2 separate regions of the Homo sapiens genome follow, and region 2 is linked to region 1. A link is a contact called in ENCODE Hi-C or POLR2A ChIA-PET data. All regions are on one chromosome and are shown on one strand. The core of a region is the stretch at or near the end of the contact, and the rest is flanking DNA. Distances in the headings are between cores, read along the strand shown. Region 1 holds the start of KLHDC4 (kelch domain containing 4). Region 2 has its middle 24 kb from the start of ZNF778.

What was found. Hi-C counts contacts between places; a loop is a spot of excess contacts on that map. ChIA-PET counts read pairs that join two places held with the same protein, here RNA polymerase II (POLR2A). Pooled maps may share reads with other maps.
Region 2: a loop to region 1 is called in a map of ascending aorta, with 5 times the contacts of the local background. The contact joins the enhancer-like site here to the promoter of KLHDC4 in region 1. A Hi-C loop is called at or near these places in 1 of 168 maps with a recorded cell type or tissue (ascending aorta) and 1 of 50 pooled maps. POLR2A ChIA-PET finds 5 or more read pairs at or near these places in 1 of 52 experiments (RWPE1).

What each region holds. Positions count from the first base shown.
Region 1 is chr16:87,764,255-87,767,847 of GRCh38, reverse strand. It overlaps KLHDC4 (kelch domain containing 4), which reads left to right and starts at 1,862. Exons shown (of 12, transcript NM_017566.4): 1 at 1,862-2,056. The coding sequence starts at 1,958. LOC105371399 (a long non-coding RNA gene) reads right to left here and starts at 1,807. Exons shown (of 3, transcript XR_933871.3): 1 at 1,507-1,807. It overlaps LOC102724467 (a long non-coding RNA gene), which reads left to right. Exons shown (of 4, transcript NR_120309.1): 4 at 1,424-1,517. RefSeq lists enhancers at 1,767-1,826, 1,907-1,966, 1,950-2,574.
Region 2 is chr16:89,239,900-89,243,492 of GRCh38, reverse strand. No RefSeq gene overlaps it. Among named protein-coding and RNA genes, the nearest start is that of ZNF778, 24 kb to the right of the region's middle. RefSeq lists an enhancer at 1,352-1,868 and a silencer at 2,376-2,465. Within about 2 kb of position 2,057, at least 41 of the 41 ENCODE cell types and tissues checked have a DNase peak (open chromatin) inside an H3K27ac peak, as active enhancers do; they include ascending aorta, where a contact is called at or near this core.

The sequences.
Region 1 (3,593 bases), core at 613-3,112:
GCCTAGGTTCAAATGATTCTTTTGCCTCAGCCTCCTGAATAGTTGGGACTACAGGTGGGTGCCACCACACCTGGCTAATTTTTTTTTTTTTTTTTGTATTTTTAGTGGAGACAGGGTTTCACCATATTGGCCAGGCTGGTCTTGAACTCCTGACCTCGTGATCAGCCCGCTTCAGCCTCCCAAAGTGCTGGGATTACAGGAATGAACCACCACGCCTGGCCTAAGAGAACTTTTAAAGGCTGACTCACACACAAAGTAATAAACTAGATTATTTCCTGATTTATGCTTTCCCTTTGCCAAATTTTGGCTTGTCCTTGTCCTTAATTTGCCTTATTCCTTGATTACCCATCCAAAGATGACATCTTCTAAGTAGTGATAAGCATTTTTACTCTGCTCTTTCAAATCATAACATTCCATGCACTGCAGATGATTTTGCCATTTCTTACGTAATTTGAGGCAAATCCTAGAGTACAATTTCCTAGCAGGCATTTGGATATTACCTATCTTTATTTCTCAGGCTCCACAAATTGAGTACCCTTTCAGGGTGCTATCATTAGCTCTAGCCTACCTATGAAGAAACAAAAGTCCTCCATGTTAGGACATTTGAGGACATGCCCTTAGTACCTAACAGTGTCTGGCACATTTTAAATGGGAAGGTGGAAGGGCCCCCCCATTTTTTTTTTTTTTTAAGATGGAATTTTGCTCTTTTGCCCAAGCTGGAGTGAAGTGGCTTGATCTCAGCTCATTGCAACCTCTGCCCCCTGGGTTCAAGCAATTCTCCTGCCTCAGCCTCCCAAGTAGCTGGGATTACAGGTGCCCACCACCACGCCTGGCTAATTTTTGTAGTTTTAGTAGAGACGGGGGTTTCACCATGTTGGCTAGGCTGGTCTCGAACTCCTGACCTCGTGATCCACTCACCTCGGCCTCCCAAAGTGCTGGGATTACAGGCGTGAGCCACCGCGCCCGGCAGGGACTGTCTTACTCAGGATCTGCAAAATCTTATAACTGTGTGAAATTTTTTTTCTGGGAAAAAAGCACTCATTTGTTTGGTCTGAGGGGAAAAAATGGGGCTAGCCCAAGAGTCGCCCACTTAGTTCTACCCAGGGCGAAGCAATGTGCCTTAACGGGGGGCACGTGCACCCCGGAAAACTCAAGAGAAAATGAGCCGGGCGTGGTGGGCTCCTGTGGTCCCAGCTACTCCAGAGGCGGAGGTTACAGCGAGCCGAGATCGCGCTACCGCACTCCAGCCTGGGCGACAGAGCAAGACCCTGCCTCAAAAAAATAGAAATAAAAAATAAAACTCAGAGGGCACGTCTCCTAGGACACGGGGACAGGCTAGGTGGGGGCACAGGGCGTGAGAATTGGCGAGCATGGCCGGGGTATGTCAGGCCGGGGCTGCCATCTTTTTTGTTTTTTGAAACAGGATCTCGCTCTGTCGCCCAGGTTGGGGTGCAGGGGCGCATTGCTGCCTGGAACTCCTTGACTCAAGCGATCTTCCCGCCTCACCTTCCCGAGGAGCTAGGACCACTGGGCGCGAGACACCACGCCCGGTTAATTTTTTTTTTTTTCTTCTGTAGCGACTGGGGGTGGGGGGTGGTGTCTCGCTTTGTTGCCCAGGCTGATCTCGAACTCCTGGACTCAAGCGATCCGCCCGCCAAGGCCTCCCAAAGCTCCAGGGTTACAGGCATGAGCCACCGCGCCCAGCCCGGGGCCGGTCATCTTTTCCGGGGCCTTATGCAGAGTCCGAGGCCCCCGAGCCCGCTGCCGAAGACGGAGCTCCAAGACCGAACCTCGTAAAGGGCCCAGCCGCACCTCTACCCGGAAGCGGCTCGAACTCGGGGCCGGAAGTGACTCCATTTCTGTGCGCCGAGCTCCGCCCCACGAGCACCTGTTTCCGAGCGGAGAGCGCGGGCCGTTTTCTTTCCTGGTGTCCCGTCGCGGCTTGGGACCCGGCAAGATGGGCAAGAAGGGCAAGAAGGAGAAGAAGGGCCGCGGCGCGGAGAAGACGGCCGCCAAGATGGAGAAGAAGGTGTCTAAGCGCTCGCGGAAGGAGGAGGTGAGCGGGTCAGACCGGGCTTAGCGGCCCGACGTCGCGGCCGTGCAGCCTCGGCCGACTCCCTGCGCCCCCCGGGGTTACGGGTCGGCCGTGGGAGCCGCGCCGGCCCTGCGGGAGAGCTGGAGGCCGTAGGAACTGCCCCGGCGCCGCGTCCGGGCAGCCCAGACGGGGCCCGCCCCCTCCTGAGTCTCCACGTGTGTCTGTCCGCTTCTCGGAGCTGCCCCCTTTAACGTGCTTGCTTTTCTTAGTGTGGTGTCACGGGCGTTTTTCTGCGTTTCCTCCCCCTCCTCCCTTCTCCCTCCACCCTCCCTCTGAAGGGAGGCTGGGTGGTGAGAAGAGGGAGGGGTTTGGCACAGGAAGACCTGAGGTTGAGCCGGGGGCTGCCTCTGCATGATGTGTGGTCTGGGAGTAAGACTCTTAACTTTTCTGAACCTTACTTTTCTTTCAAAAGAGGGCAAATAATCATCACAGCAGCCCTGAGCAGTGAGCAGCAGATGGTTAAGTGAAGAAGGCACTGGAGCCACGGGGTATCCCGTAGCAGCTGATGGCGGCCATCACGGTTGTCTCCTTCCCTCTGGTCCTCAGCCCGGGGTCTGCAGGAGGATCCGTCCTGACCTTGGGGTTGAGTGTTCTGCGGCTGCTGCTCATGGATTCCCTAACCGGGGCCAGTTTTATGGCCTGCCGTGCGCCAGGCACAGCTCCCTGGGCTTTACTCCTCACGAGCAGGTCAGTTCCGTAGCACTGGTATTCCCATTTGACAGGAAGACCAACAGGTGAACCATGAAGTGGTATGGAACTGGGATGTGACCAGATGTCCTGAATCAGGAGCTCTTGACCACAGTCCTTTGTCCCTTTTCTTCCTAAGTCATTGATCTCTCCATGTCCTCATCTCTTAAATAATGGAGTTGGACTTTTCCCTCACACTCCTCTTAGGCTCTTTCTTTTTTTTTTTTTTTTTTTTGACAGAGTCTTGCTCTGTCACCTAGGCTGGGCTGCAGTGGCATGACCTGCTGGCTAGGGTTGTGGCACAGGAAGTCAGTTCATCTGTGTGGTATCTTCAGAATGGTGCTTGGCAGAAAGTAAGCACTCAGTAACCAGCTGTTAGCTGCTTTCTGCTTTTTTTTTTTTTTTTTTTTTTTTTTTTTGAAGGAGTTTCACTCTTGTTGCCCAGGGTGGAGTGCAATGGTGCGATCTCAGCTCACTGCACCTCCGCCTCCCAGGTTCAAGTGGTTCTCCTGCCTCAGCCTCCCAAGTAGCTGAGATTACAGGCATGCACCACCACACCCAGCTAATTTTGTATTTTTAATAGAGACCGGGTTTCACCGTTTTGGTCAGGCTGGTCTGGGACTCCTGACCTCAGGTGATGCGCTCGCCTCGGCCTCCCAAAGTGCTGGGATTACAAGCCGTAAGCCACCTTGCCCCGCCAGTTACCTGTCATTTTTACTCATCTCCATGTCTCCCTCCAGTACCCAATACTAAGGTGATTGTAACAGTAGCTTCCCTTAAGAGAGAGAGCCTGTCAGGCCTGGGGTTTGTA
Region 2 (3,593 bases), core at 808-3,307, 1.5 Mb before region 1:
CAAGTCAGAAGGTCAAACCACACACTGGTCTTTCAAGGTGCCCTCCTAGCCTTCTTCCAGGCGTACTTTCCTTCCTCCTTTAAAGCTTTTTAATAAACTTCACTTCTGCTCTGAAGCGTGCCTCGGTCTCTCCCTCTGCCTTATGCCCCTCGGTTGAATTCTTTCTTCTAAGGAGGCAAGAACTGAGGTTGCTGCAGACCCGAACAGATTCATCACCAGTGACACTCCAGCATCCCCTTGTTCCCCGAGGCCCCCTGTCTGGAGCACCTTCCTTTCCACTGCTGCCTACAGGACTCCTCATCCCTCAACGCCCCAGGTCAACACTGTCTTCTCCTCCTGGAGCCTCCTTGCCACCTCGGCCAGAAGCCCTCCCTCCTGTTGACTATAGCACCTGCTCTCCCCTTCGAGACCCCGCCCCCTGGAAGGGCGTGGGTGTGGCTCAACACCTGCACAGGCCCAGCGCATGGTCAGGAAGGTCCTGGAGGGAGGGTGGAGGGGGCTGGAGGCACGAGGACCCTTTCTTTTGAGCAGGCAGGGTGGGGAGTGGGGGTTGCTGACCAGCCCAGAGCTGGGCTGGGGAGCCCGTTTCTCTCTGTGGTGGGAGCAGGCCTGGTGCCTCTGCTCTCCTGTCGACGGTGGGTGGCTGCGCAGGTGCAGGCAGCATCTGTGCCCTTGGCCCGCTTGGAACTTTTGTTAAAGATTAGACGTTTGAGGCCGGGCACAGCGGCTCACGCCTGTAATCCCAGCACTTTGGGAGGCCAAGGTGGGCAGATCACAAGGTCAGGAGATCGAGACCATCCTGGCTAACACGGTGAAACCCCGTCTCTTCTAAAAATACAAAAAAAATTAGCCGGGCGTGGTGGCGGGTGCCTGTAGTCCCAGCTACTCGGGAGGCTGAGGCAGGAGAATGGCGTGAACCCGGGAGGCAGAGCTTGCAGGGAGCCGAGATCGCGCCACTGCACTCCAGCCTGGGCGACAGAGCGAGACTCCGTCTCAAAAAAAAAAAAATTAGACGTTTGAATCTAATAATATAACTCTGAAAGTCAGACTCTCCCCATTCCCCAGGGTTTGCTGGGTTTTGGTTTTGTTGACTGTTGTGTTTTTTGTTGTTGTGGGCTGCCTCTGTGCTGATGCTCAGCCTGAGGTGTCAACTGAAGACATTCTCACGTCTTTCCTGATCATCTATCTATATTTATATATATAACATATATAAATATATAGTAAATATATATGTATATATACACACACACACATACGTGTGTGTGTGTGTATATATATATATATATATTTTTTTTTTTTTTTTTTTTGAGACAGAGTCTAGCTCTGTCACCCAGGCTGGAGTGCAGTGGGGCGATCTCAGCTCACTGCAAGCTCCGCCTCCCGGGTTCACGCCATTCTCCTGCCTCAGCCTCCAGAATACCTGGAAGCACAGGCGTGAGCCACCACATCCGGCTAATTTTTTAAACTTTTTTTCGTAGAGACACGGTCTCCCTGTTTCCCAGGCTGGTCTCAAACTCCTGGACTCTAGCGATCCCCCCAGCTTGAGCTCCCAAATTGCTGGGATTCCCGTCGTGAGCCACCATGTCCAGTCTAACTGTCTTTTAAAGAAGTTTAAAAATTACTCTCTAGCTGCGCAAGGTGGTTGGTGCCTGTAATCCCAGCAGTGTGGGAGGCTCTGGTGGGAGGACCACTCGAGCCCAGGAGGCTGAGGCTGCAGTGAGCCACGATAGCGGCACTGCACTGCAGCCTGGGCGACAGAGCGAGATCCTGACTCAAAAAAAAAAAAAAAAAGAAAAGAAAAGAAAAAGAAAAGAAAAAAGAAGAAAACACTTAAAGGATGACATCATTTTCGGGCGTTTCGTCCTTTGGGATTTGCCGTTTTCAGGATTTCACACCGTAGGGATGTTGATCTCTTGTGACTTCAACACTCCGGGTTCTGCTCTTCAAGACTCTGGCTGAGGTCTGTTTCAAACAGAGCCCAAACACGCAGATCTGTCGTCATCTAGGTCCCGTCTGCCCTGTGTGCCCTGTGAAATGGTGCCAAACATCCGCTAGCCACAGAAAAACCGACACCTGAGAGCTGTCGGTCCCCCAGCCCCGGCTGCCCTTCAGACGGTACCGACCGCGGCTCCCGCCGGGCTGCTGAGTGTGTCACTGTCGCCCAGCACACGAGCCCCTCTCCGATCCCCCGAGTTCCTCACCGAGTCCCTTACCCCCGGAAGTCCCTCGCTCTCCTCCCTTCCCCCCGGAAGTCCCTCGCTCTCCTCCCTTCCCCCCGGAAGTCCCTCGCTCTCCTCCCTTCCCCCCGGAAGTCCCTCGCTCTCCTCCCTTCCCCCCGGAAGTCCCTCGCTCTCCTCCCTTCCCCCCGGAAGTCCCTCGCTCTCCTCCCTTCCCCCCGGAAGTCCCTCGCTCTCCTCCCTTCCCCCCGGAAGTCCCTCGCTCTCCTCCCCTTCTGAGCGGTGACCCCCACCCCGAAGCCGGCGAGGCACCGCGGAACCCGGTCTGCCTGCGCTACCGCCCCCTGCTGGCCAGGCCCTCTTCCCAATCGCCCCGAAACCATTCACATCACCCACGTGTGCACGTTTTGTCCACATTTAGATCCCTGATCCATTTGCAGCTTATTCCTGTGAACGGTGTAATTTTTTGGGGGGCGGGGGGAAGGCGGGGTCTCGCTCTGTCACCCAGGCTGGAGTGCAGTGGCGCCATCTCGGCTCACTGCAAGCTCCACCTCCCGGGCTCAACCAATTCTCCTGCCTCAGCCCCCTGAGTAGCTGGGATTACAGGCCCGCACCACCATGCCTGGCTAACTTTCGTATTTTTAGTACAGATGGGGTTTTTCTTTTCTTTTCTTTTCTTTTGAGATGGAGTCTCACTGCTGCCCAGGCTGGAGTGCAGTGGCGCGATCTCGGCTCGCTGCAAGCTCCGCCTCCCGGGTTCACGCCATTCTCCTGGCTCAGCCTCCCGAGTAGCTGGGACTACAGGCGCCCGCCACCACGCCCGGCTAATTTTTTTGTATTTTTAGTAGAGACGGGGTTTCACTGTGTTAACAAGGATGGTCTCGATCTCCTGACCTCGTGATCCGCCTGCCTCGGCCTCCCAAAGTGCTGGGATCACAGGCGCGAGCCACTGCGCCTGCCCGAGATGGGGTTTCACCATGTTGGCCAGGCTGGTCTCGAACTCCTGATCTCAACTGATCTGCCCCCCCTTGGCCTCCCAAAGTGCTAGGATTACAGGCGTGAGCCGCCACACTCGACCTGAACGGTGTAATTTATACATGTAAAACCATCTTGTTCAGACAGCTCACCAGTTGTCCTAGCACCTTTCATTACAAACTGCATTTTTGCCCCACTGATCTGAAATACCCACTTTATTAACTAAATTTCCATGTTGCTAGGTCTATTTCCAGATATTCCATTTTTGTCCATCTGTCTGCTTCCTGGTCATGTGTCACATACCTTAATTACAGCGGCTTTAGAGGATGCTGCAGTGTCCACAGGGAAGCATCAGTTTTGTCTCCTGGGTTTCTTGGGCACCATCAGACGTCTGTGCCCCCACATGAACTTCAGCGTCAATCTGCATTAACTCCACAAAAA